Regions from separate parts of the Homo sapiens genome. Here region 1 is linked to region 2. Evidence: chromatin contacts called from ENCODE Hi-C or POLR2A ChIA-PET data. All regions are on one chromosome and are shown on one strand. The core of a region is the stretch at or near the end of the contact, and the rest is flanking DNA. Distances in the headings are between cores, read along the strand shown.

Region 1 (5,974 bases), core at 2,118-4,617, 250 kb after region 2:
GATGCTCCTCAATGGCCTTAATGTAGCCCTCCGAGAATGTCCGGACATCAGCTGCCACTGCCTCCACTCGCTTCTGGAGGGCACTGTTTATTATGTGGATCTGAGCCAGGGCTTCCTCCAGGGCCTCCACGTGGGGCTGAGTACCTTTGAGGAGCTCCCACACAGAGTCCCCATGCTTGTGGATGACATTGCTGGTGAAGTCACAGGGGTGTTCCCGATGCTCCCCCACCACACAATCCTGGCACACGGGCCGGTCACAGAACTCACAGAACAGCCTCAGTTCCTCTGCAGGGTGAACAGGACACAGGATGGGCTTCCCAATCCGGCTGTAGCCTTTCAAGTCTTTTAGGTCCACCATGGTGTGGTAAGTCGTTTTCTTCTGCCGCCTAGGGGCAAACAGAATCAGTAACAGGAAATAAGGGGATAATTCTGTTGGGAATAGTTGGGCAGAGAGATTTTAGGAGCACAGGATCTGAAGTTAAACAAACCTGATTTCAATTCCTTGCTCTAATCTCTAATTGCATGAACCTCTCTGATTCCAGTTTCTCATCTGTACAGTGGGGACAATACCTACCTGAAAGAGCTGTTGTATAGAATAACGTGTGAACAGACTAGGGCTCTGGCTGGCTACATGCCTATGCAGAAGGTTGCAAGACTATGACTGCATGCTAGAACTTTCCCAAAGAGTTTAGACAAGAGTCACAGTCGGCTTCCTAAGGTAAGCTAGCAGTGAGGGCATGGCAGAAAACCAGCATCAAGAAACAGAAACCATGCCAGATAACACAGCAATAAAGTCCAAGCAATTAAAAAGCAGACACCAAGTCTCATCTAGCTTGCATCTAAGATTTTGGTGAAGCATTTCTGTTGACCTGTATCACCCAAATCAGCAGGCTAGAATTTTTTTCAAGAGACATCGTCAACATCATTAGAAAGCGTGAAACCGGCCGGGCGCGGTGGCTCACGCCTGTAACCCCAGCATTTTGGGAGGCTGAGGTGGGCGGATCAACTGAGGTCAGGAGTTTGAGACCAGCCTGGCCAACATGGTGAAACCCTGTCTCTACTAAAAATACAAAAAATTAGCCAGGCGTGGTGGCATGTGCCTGTAATCCCAGCTACTGGGGAGGCTGAGGCAGGAGAATCGCTTGAACCTAGGAGGTGGAGGTTGCAGTGAGTGGAGATTGTGTTATTGCACTCCAGCCTGGGCGACTAGAGCCAGACTCCATCTCAGAAAAAAAAAAAAAGAGAAAAGAAAGTGTGAAACCAATGGTTAGTAGAATCAAAGCTCTCTTTCTAATTCCTTTCCTATAGTAGCCCTCTAGAGATGTAGGGAAATCCTTAGGAAAACATGGTGACTGTTCAGAGTTCCTCCATTAGCATTGTATCAATTTGAAGCTTATATGCCTATTCTGGCACCAGAAGAGTGGCTGCAGAGAAAATAGGGTTAGCTGGTTTGGCTGGCAGCAAGACAGTCGCAGGGACTATCACATAATTACAAGTTAAAAATAGAGTGAAGTCTACAAACTTGTTCTGTTAGTGTAGCCAGAAAACAAATGGAAGTAGAACCCGAAACCTATTTTAGGCTAATCCTAAAACTGTGGTCATTTTATATTCTGGTGTCCTAGGATGGGGTAAGGTAAGAGTACGAAGGGACAAAAGTGATCCATCTGACAAACTATTCACCAAATGCCATAAAACACATAGTCTGCACCCCAATTAACACCTACCAGCCCACCTCACCAAGCTCCAGAGTAACTCTAAGGTACACAAAGCAAAAGCTGAGGTCCGGCCAATCATCATCACCTATTCTAGGAGCACAGCATGGGTTACTGGAATGTAGTCAAAATGATCTGGATTTAATACTCAGTTCTGTTACACACTTACCAACTGTAGGACCTTGGCAAATCACATAATATTGCTGAGCTTGTTTCCCCAATTAATAAATGGGGGCGAAAACAGGGCCTGCTTTTCTGTAAGAGTTGCAAGATCGAAGGAGATCAAGAACAGGATCTATGCTGTTATATTCATTCTCCTGTTTCTCCAGCACCCAGTACAATTATTCACTACACGAATGACTGAAGGAAACTGTAGCTGCACTTTGTAAATTGAAAGGGTTTATTGCTATTGCTATATTAGGCTATATATTAGGTACTATATTAGGCTAACCGGGTTAACTGTTGTACTGGAGTATTTGCTATTGCATTGTTATATTGCTCTTTGACCTTCCACGGTATTTGAGAAGGCTTTCCTTTTCATCTGCTCACCGAGGGATTTGTCTTGACACCTCTTTGTAATCTGCTCTTAAGCTACACCTGATGGAGTGTCCCATCTTTACCTATGAGCCTGGCAGCAGAAGTGGCAGAGGTTGGCTTTGCAGGTCTGACACCTCTTCTCTACTTCCCTGTCGTTGCACAGGTCACACACCAGGCCCTGGCCTTCCCCACGTAGGCTCTCCAGCATCACATCATTCACGGCCAGGTGGTCTATGGTTAAAGCCTTCACTCCACCCATGGGCAGGTCCACCTGAGCATCACATACAGGACAAAGGATGCCGATCTGCGACTGCAGACTTCGTGGCTTGAGTTCCTGGAATATTGACCCCTCAGAGCTTGTGTCAGAGTCTCCCCCTCGGATGTCCACTACTGAGAAGGGCTCCAGCTGCTCCAGACACGTGGTGCAAACTGTATGCAAACAAGGCAAGAGCCTGGGGGCTTTGAAAAGCCCCAAGCACAGGGGGCAGTGAGTCTTGCCTGAGTTCCCAAGTGCAGTCCCACTAGTGAGTTTGCTTACAAAGCCCAGCAGCGGTTTTCTGTTTTCTGACATACTCCTCACGTTTGTGACCAATATTAGAAAGGGCCCTGGGCAGTTCTACGATTTAGTAGCAGGTGATTAAGCCCACCCAAAGAGAAAGTCTCCAGAACTTGAACAGAGACCATGGGGACTCCCTCGCTGACAAATAAAAGGGCAGACGGGAAGACGAGGCGTCCTCGAAGGAATCACCCACAGATCTACTCAGGAGGGCCCCCTCCTTTCCACTGCATCCCACACCAGACACGCCCACGCCCTCCTCTGCCCCGCAAGTCCTCCCCGGATGCGCTTCCAGGTCTAGCTCTCCAGCTAGTCCTGCTGCCAACAAAGTCACCCCTGCACCTCTCGCTCCCTCCACTGCCACCCCCCTCCCGCCGCCCGCCCCACTGCGCGCCACACGCGACAAGCGCCGACCCCACCCGCGCACGATGAGGTAGGGGCCCTCTTGCTCCTTCCCTCTGCGAAAGGCGCGCGCCGGGTGAGGGAATTGCAAGCCGCCGGCGGGCTTCTCGGTGTCCACCGCCTCTCCCGCGCCTCGGCCCGGGACGCCCGCGGGCTCTGGCCCCTCCTCACACCAATCCCAGCCCGGTCTACTCCGGCGAGTCCAATCACCGTCCGAGAGCGGCGGCCCTCGCCGCTCCGGGCCCCGCCGCCCTCCAGAGTGACGCCACTAAGCATCCAATAAGTTTTGGAAATTCCACATCTTCGCCAGTCCACTCACGCGGGGGGCGGGACCTGACAAGGCCGTGGGCGGGGCGGCCGAAGGGCTTAGAGTGCGGCGGGAGGAAAAGGCCAAGGCTCGGAGCGAGCGGCATAGTGTAGTCAGCGTCACCGTTTCACAGGGACTGTCCCTCTCTCTGTGGTGACCAGAGAGGCCTCAGGACCTCTTAAAAAGCCACGCTGATTTGGCGCCGGGACGGCCTTCTTTCTGCCCTCGGACTCGTCCCACGAACGCAGACTGGGTTCTCCCATTGGTGGATGGCACTGTCAGTTGGCTCTGCGCTGGGAGTGGGAGACGTTTTTCGGGCTCCCGAGGTCTCGGCCGCTCGGGGGCGCCAGACGTTTCTCCTCCACGCGGGTTTGAGGCTGCGAGGCTCCCCTCTGTCCTCAGGCGCTTACTGTAGCTCACAGGTCCCTCAGGCCTAGCGTGCTGGGTACAAGCACTCCCGCGGCTCCCCGACTTTGGGTATTTTTCGGGGGTGAGGGCATCTCAGGCTCGCGTTACGGGGACCGGTTCGGGAGACCGTGGAGCCGAGGTGTCGAATGGAGGGCTTACTTCGGCCGGGCCAGGGAGCGCCACCCTCCTTGTCGGGCTCGGGAAGGCTTTGTTTTCCGGTCCGGGGGGAGTGCAGATGACCTAAGGAGTTGAATGTCACCCGGGATTCCACAGTCCTGTGTAACAGAAACGAGCTGAGCGAGTTGGACCCGCTGTTTTTATCAGTCAATCACGGAGGGCTCCTGCCTGGTCACAGTGAGACAATGGACGGTGGCAATGAGGGACAAGCCCTTTGTGGGCTTAAAACTAATTGGGAAGATGAACACGTCCGACCCCTTTAACTTTATAATTACACGGCCACCTTCTCTGGCCTTACCAGGCGTCTCCTGATTCTCCAAAATTCCAAAAATGGAAACAGCTGCTCCTTTCCCCTCCACCTGTTGTTATCTCCAGTTGCGTCAGCTTGTCTACTGGGCCCTCACTGCTTTCTTTGTTCATGACCTTCCCTACTTAATTTGTACCCAGTGGGCGACTGTTTCACTTGATTCCTTCATTATCTGTTTCATGCTATAGGCATAGTGTCTGGAGCCTAAGCTTTTAAAAGTATGGAATCTGAAAAAAAGTTAACCCCAAAATATGAAAAAAAAAAAAAAAACCATTATAAAATATAAAAATGAAATGTTTGGCCATTTCCAAAATATAACACGCCAATGAGTCAAATGCCACCTTTATATAAAATGTGCAAGTAATTTCCAAATGTTAAGCATATCTCCAAAGATTTTTAAATAGTCCTTACCTAGATTTTTTTCAGCCTCTTGTCCTTCTTGCATCTACTCTCAAAATCGGCATTCGCCTCTCCAGTAGGCTGGAGGAAGTCACAAAAACTGTGTGGACTTGGGTTTGCTATATATTCTTGCTTTGAACTTCACCTTTACCCTCCCTGCTGCTTGGCTGTGCTTTACTTCATCTCTTGTTCATACTGTATCACATTTCTTGTGGTAGTAGTTTCAAGCTTCTCTTGTTTCAGAAGTACTTCATAATTTACACGTGCAATATCTCATTTAGCAGTATCTCATTTAACCTTTAACAATATTGTAAGGAAATGGCCTCAAAGAGGTCTTGCCAGGTCTTGGATGGCCAGCCCAAGTTAACATATCTGGAACTTGAACACAACCTTATGATGCCATATCTAAGATTATATTCGGGCTACCTCTACCTTTCCCTTTTTTTTTTTTTCTTTTTTTGAGATTGAGTTTTGCTCTTGTTGCCTAGGCCGGAATGCAATGGCAGGATCTCGGCACACTGCAACCTCCACCTCCAGGGTTCAAGCGATTCTCCTGCCTCAGCCTCCCAGGTAGCTGGAATTACAGGCATGCACCACCACACCTGGCTAATTTTTTGTATTTTTAGTAGAGACTGGATTTCACCATGTTGGGCAGGCTCCTCTCGAACTCCTGACCTCAGGTGATCCACCCGCCTCGGCCTCCCAAAGCGCTGGGATTACAGGCGTGAGCCACCGCGCCTGGCCACCTCTACCTTTCCTTTCTCAGTTTATTAAGCATCAAATCCCTCACACATGCTGCAGCTAATTCCCTTCCATTGATGAGAAAAACAAGGTTGTCTGAAGAACTGCCTCGCCTTTCTACTTAAAAAATCCATGATTCCTCACACCTCCTCTCTTACCTCTCCTGACTGCCATTCTTTAGTGCCAAGATTAGTTCCTCAAGATTTTTGTTTTTTATCCCAACCTCTCCTGCTTCCTCAAAACCTTATTCCTATGTTTCAGTCAGTTTTTCTGCCAAGAGTTCTGATGAAGTCCTGAAAGGGGAAGCAAATCGTCTTTTGATCTAGCTCCCCTTCAACGTATTAATAGTGGTGGTTCTCGCCCCTATATTTCTCAAAAGGGTGGTCTCACTGTCTGCTTTCATCATCTTTTTATAACCATCACCACCG
Region 2 (5,831 bases), core at 2,236-4,735:
TGATGAGCTACTATGCATTTCCAACTTCACATTGAGTGATGTCACATTAGTAACTTGAAATCAGTCATGATGGGTGTATTTACACCAAGAAAATTGGCCAGCTCTATCAGTCAGGGTTTCCTCCCTGCATCCCCCAGGGAAGCCAGTGGTTAAACATTTAGCAGCACACTCCTGATTGCAATCCTTAAGACTTACTCACTATTCGGTATTTACTGGCTAAGACCAACTACAGTATAAGGTCCTCACAACTGAGCATATGAAGAGCACCTTTCCTCAAAGACCCACCATAAGGCAGGTGGAGCATGGGGCTCAGGTATTCCTTCTATTTCCGGACTTGATGATTCTGAATTGTTTCAACTTCCTGAAATTCTTACCTTCCACCAGAAAGGCTCAACCACTTTGAATTTTCTAACCTACCTTTTCTTCTACCAAGGTTCTAAATCATCTTGTGGCTATATTGCTCCTCAGCCCAGATCTCTGCTGTTATGTGTCCATGAGATGCCTAACTCTGCTTGAGAAAGCAACGGAATGAGGGAACCAAAGTGTCCTTCTCCTGAGCAGTCCTAGAGATTGGGTTGTGAGTAGGTCACTAGCATAACTCTGGGGAATGGATCAGTTCTTAGAATGATGCTGCTGCCAAGGCGAGGCATGTTATCCCAAATCTCAGTGGCTGTTACAAGAGGAGGAGACTACCCAACTGCCTTGTTTGGAACATGACCCATGTTGGCCAAGTATCTCTCTGCCCAGTGAGTACACTAAGGTAAGACCAAACAGGACTGGACACTTTGCACTCAAGTTTCCCTGGACCTAAAATAGTAGCTATGGATTTGGAGGGGGAAAGGCTAGCTTTCCCTTTTGGACTTCCTGCAATTACTAACATGGGGGGGTCTTGAATAATGTGCTCTGGGAAATGACTGGGTACATTATATGCATCTCAAACTGGGTAGAGAGGCATCCCAGTTCAATGAAACAGAACAAGATGAAAAGGCTGGGCACGGTGGCTCATGCCTGTAATTTCAGCACTTTCGGAGGCCAAGGCAGGTGGATCACAAGGTCAGGAGTTCAAGAGCAGCCTGGCCAATATGGTGAAACCCCGTCTCTTCTAAAAATACAAAAATACTTGGGAGGCTGAGGCAAGAGAATCACTTGAACCCGGGGGGCAGAGGTTGCAGTGAGCCGAAATCTCGCCACTGCACTTCAGCCTGGGCGACAGAGTGAGACTCCATCTTAAAAAAAAGAAAAAGAAAAAGAAGGAGATGAAAAGGAAGGAGAAGAGGAGGAGGAGGAAGGAGGAAGAGGAGGAGGAGAAGGAGGAGGAGGAGGAGGGGGAGGAGGAGAAGAAGAAAGGAAAGAAAGAAGGAAAGAGAAGGAATGGCACAGATTAGACAATGAAGAACAAACCCCGGCTATTCTGCCTCAGACTGCCCCTTCTGCTGCATTCTCCGACTCAGTTAATGTGATCTTCATTTTCTAGTTTCTCAGATCTTTATTTTTTACTTCTTTCTCTCACAACCCAAATTTAATCTATTATCAACTACACTTTCTCTCTCTTTTTTTTTTTTTTTTTTTTTTTTTTTTTGACAGAGTCTCTCTCTGTTCACCAATCTGGAGTGTAGTGGCTCAACCTCAGCTCAATGCAACCTCTGCCTCCTGGGTTCAAGCAATTCTCTTATCAAGCCTCCTGTGTAGCTGGGACTACTGGCATGCACCACCATGCCTGGTTAATTTTTGTATTTTTAATAGAGACGGAGTTTCGCTATGTTGGCCAGGCTGATCTCAAACTCCTGAGCTCAAGTGATCTGCCTGCCTTGGCTTCCCAAAGTGCTGGGATTACAGGTGTGAGCCACTGCGCCCAGACATTTATCAATCATACTTTCAAAATAAACCTAGAATGTACCCTTTCCCTCACCATTTACCCCTGCCACCCCCCGATCGCAGTCACCATCGTCTCTCTCCTGCATGATCACAAACGCTGCTAATGGGCCTGTTTCTGCCCTGGCTTTCTCTTGTTTCAACAGAACAACCAGAGTGATCTTGTTAAATCATGAGCCAAATGACATCACTCCTCAGCTCAAAGTCTTCCAGAGGCTCTCATCGGGAATGAAGGCCAAAGTCCTTCCTCTGTCCTGCGGGACCCTACTGATCTGCACCCCTTGCCTCTTCAACCTCATTGCCAACTACCTCCCCCTTGTTCATTCTGCCCTATCTACGCTGGCCTCTGTGCTGTTCCTTGACTATATACCAGACAGATGCCCACACCAGGAACTTTGCAGTTACTATTTGCTCCCCCAAGACACTCTTCCCCCAGATAACCATATGCCTGATTCCCCACTTCTCTTAGTTCTGTACTCAAAAGTCATCTTCTGAGTGAGTCCTTTCCTGGCTACCTAACCAAAACATCTCCACCATCTCCATGCTTCATATTCCCTTTCTTTGTTTTTTTTCTTCTTGGCTTTTATTACCCTTTGTATATTTATCTTTTTTATTGACTATCTCTCATTAGCATATGGGTATATGAGGGCACAGATTTTTGTTTTGTTTACTCTCCAGGTTCTAGAACAGTGCCTGGTTCATAGTAAATGCTCATTTCAATGATCTATTGCTGCATCATAAGCCATCCTAAAATACAGGGACTTGAAACAACAGTTTATTAGAATCTCACAATCTCATAGGCTGACTGGGCTCAACTGGGTGGTTCTTCCTTGGGAATCTCTCATGTGGTTGGAGTCAAATGGCAGCTGGGACGGGAGTCATCTGATAGACTTGGCTGACACAGGATGCTGGCTACTGGCCAGGAGTTCAGCTCCGCCCACTGTCTGGAGTGCCTACATGTGACCCCTCCAAGTTCACTGGGGGCACCAACTTTTTTCTTTTTCTTTTTTTTTTTCTGAGACAGAGTCTCTTTCCATCACCAGGCTGGAGTGCAGTGGCATGATCTCGGTTCACTGCAACTTCCACCTCCCAGGTTCAAGCGAGTCTCCTGCCTCAGCCTCCCGAGTAGCTGGGATTACAGGCACTCGCCACGACATCCGGCTAATTTTTTGTATTTTTAGTAGAGATGGGGTTTCACTACGTTGGCCAGTCTGGTCTCAAACCCCTGACCTCATGATCCACCCACCTCAGCCTCCCAAAGTGCTGGGATTACAGGCGTGAGCCATGGCGCCTGGCGAGGCACCATCTTTAAAGATTAACTACCAGGGTATTCAGTGAATACTTGTGGGATGAAGGAAGGCAGAAAGGGAGGGGAGATGGTGGGAGGGAAGTAACTGGAAAATTTACAAAAAAGAAAATGAGGAAGGAAAGGAGACAGCAGAAAAGGAAGGAGAAAAGGAGATGTGGATTTCTGAATATGATGACAGTATTATAGCCCGGGAATAAAATCCATCCTTTCCTGCCTGACCCTTCTTTCCCATCTCCCTCAAGTTGCATAATAACCTGCTTGGAAGCAGAAATTCAACTAACGCCACATATCAGAACTGGAGCGCTCTTGGCAGAATCTTCTACAATTTATACCCCAAGTTCAAATTTAAGCCAAGGCATATTTCCAAGGAAAGAACAACACAGTACTTTATCTTGATGTTGCTCCTCACCCTTGGTGATTTCAAAGCAGGTTTATAAACAAGCGCTGTCATTGTGCAAGAGAGGAAATGGAAGGGAACTAGTAATATTTAGGTAACCAATAACAAAATCTTTGAGTCAATATTATAGTGAAATGATTAAGTAATTACGTGGAATCAGAGGCAGACTACAACTGCATCAAATTAATAAAGTAGAATTTGGAAGAAATAAGATATAAAAATTTCCACATAAAAACTGAAGTCAATTGAGGCTGTAAGGAGCTAGAAATTAAAAATAGATTTATACCAAACTAGGTAGAACAAAATTGAAACAGTTGTTGAGATATTAAAAATGGATTTGCTTTTAAAACCGTTTGGAATAGTTTAGTCATTTTCCAGAGCCATAGATATTCTGTGCCAGTTGAGCACTTTTTCCCAAACCAACCTGGCAGACGGTTGTCTAATCAGGAAGCTTTGCAGGCAAGTTCCTTGGCTAAAACCCATAGGAATAAATGAATTTGGGTTTCTAAAGTTCCAGTGTCTCAGTACAAAGAGAGATAGGTAACCCTTTTTCCTAGAGATACTGATGATGATATAAATTGTGGTATGACAGAATGCAAATTCCCTAAGCTTGGAATTCTCCTCTAACTGACATGTCACAGAATAAGATGGCATCATGTTTACTTCAATTTGTGGTCTCTCTAAACCACTTTGGTCTTTGGCCCCCAGATCTGCCCATTTCAGGGAAACTGGAGTAACTCAAAAAAGTAACTTGTCATGAATTAGTTAGGATTAGGTTTGGCAGCAGGATATTGAACTCTCCCTACTCCCCAACACCTTCACCTCCCTTAAAAAACAATAACAAAAAAAAAAACCAGTGGCTTAAACAACATGAAAGTTTATTTCTCTTTCATATAAGCCTGAATAGGTAGTCCACAGATGGTAAAGGGCTCCACAGTGCAGGGAATCAGATTTTTTTTATTTTTATTTTTCTGCCTTAACTGCATAATCTCCACTTCCTAAATCATCCTATCGTCCAAAATGAATGCTTGAGCTCCATCCCGCATATCCCATTCCATCCAGGAGAAAGAAGAAAAAGGTAGAGAGCAGGAAAAGCTCCCTGCCTTTAAGAACACTTTCCAGAAGTTGCTCACACTACTTCTACTTACATCTAACTAACCAAACGTTAATCCCATGACCGGGAGAGAATCAAGAAGACTGGGAAGCAGTCCTTCTAGCAGCAGGTGCCTAGCTAAACATTTAAGGTCCTAATACTTTAAAATAGAAGAAAACAAATGTTGTGAGACAATTAAACAGTCTCTCTGCTACAGTTTATCCCTTTGGCCTCCCCAAATATATGGGCATCCCCATGTAGGACACAATCCCTCCTCAAGGGGAAGAAACCCAGGGACTGCCTCCAGATCAAAGTCAAGATCTCTGAGTGAAGTGTAGTCTCCGTCTTCAAATCCAGATATGATGTTCACAATCTTGCAAGCTGTTTTAGTCTGTTCAGGTTGCAATAACAAAATACCTTAGACTGTGTACTTTATAAATAATATAAATTTATTTCTTACAATTCTGGAGGTTAGGAAGTCGAAGATTAAGGCACCAGCAAATTTAGTGTCTGGTGAGGGCTCTCTGCCTCGAAGATGGCACCTATTGCTGAATTGTCACATGGTGGGAGGGCAAAAAAGGGCCAGACTCCCTTCAGGCCCTCTTATAAGGGTACTAATTTCATTCGTGATGTCGTCACCTGCTGAAGACTACCCCCCGACCCCTTACTATGATGACATTGGGGATTAAGTTTCAACATGAATTTTGGAGGAGCCATATTCAAACCATAGCACAAACCATAAACTAAAAGATTAGTTATCTTTCCCATAACCCACTACATATGCAGTGATGTAGTAAGAACAAGAAAACCACAATTAAAACTACCAGTCAGAAAATGTGAAAGTCCCAGAAGTCGATCTATAGTAATTATCAAATCCTGCTGAGCAAGAACAGAGGGGACTCTCTTCTTAAACATCAGGAGTCAGCCGTCCGTCCTGTGGGAGGTGCTTCTGTGTCCATTATTCCCCATGGTTATGTCTGAGGCAGGAAGTGATGAGTTTGCCCTTTGGGGTGGGAGGACTGCTGCACAGCTTTCATAGCCTGTTTCTTGTTAATACATAGTTGGAGGCACAAAGGTTGCTTTAGGCATTGAATAGTCACAGGCTTTGGCAGATTAGGCTTGGATGCTTGGCAGTACAATTCCCTCAAAAACTAAGTAGG

Evidence for each region. Hi-C counts contacts between places; a loop is a spot of excess contacts on that map. ChIA-PET counts read pairs that join two places held with the same protein, here RNA polymerase II (POLR2A). Pooled maps may share reads with other maps.
Region 1: a loop to region 2 is called in a pooled map, with 1.8 times the contacts of the local background. The contact joins the promoter of TRIM45 here to the enhancer-like site in region 2. A Hi-C loop is called at or near these places in 1 of 168 maps with a recorded cell type or tissue (naive thymus-derived CD4-positive, alpha-beta T cell) and 6 of 50 pooled maps. POLR2A ChIA-PET finds 5 or more read pairs at or near these places in 1 of 52 experiments (PC-9).

The regions. Positions count from the first base shown.
Region 1 is chr1:117,118,382-117,124,355 of GRCh38, forward strand. TRIM45 (tripartite motif containing 45) reads right to left here and starts at 3,368. Exons shown (of 6, transcript NM_025188.4): 1 at 2,333-3,368; 2 at 1-386. The coding sequence starts at 2,820. RefSeq lists a silencer at 3,133-3,322 and an enhancer at 3,633-3,802.
Region 2 is chr1:116,868,431-116,874,261 of GRCh38, forward strand. No RefSeq gene overlaps it. Among named protein-coding and RNA genes, the nearest start is that of PTGFRN, 39 kb to the right of the region's middle. RefSeq lists an enhancer at 2,597-2,891. Within about 2 kb of position 3,486, at least 2 of the 41 ENCODE cell types and tissues checked have a DNase peak (open chromatin) inside an H3K27ac peak, as active enhancers do.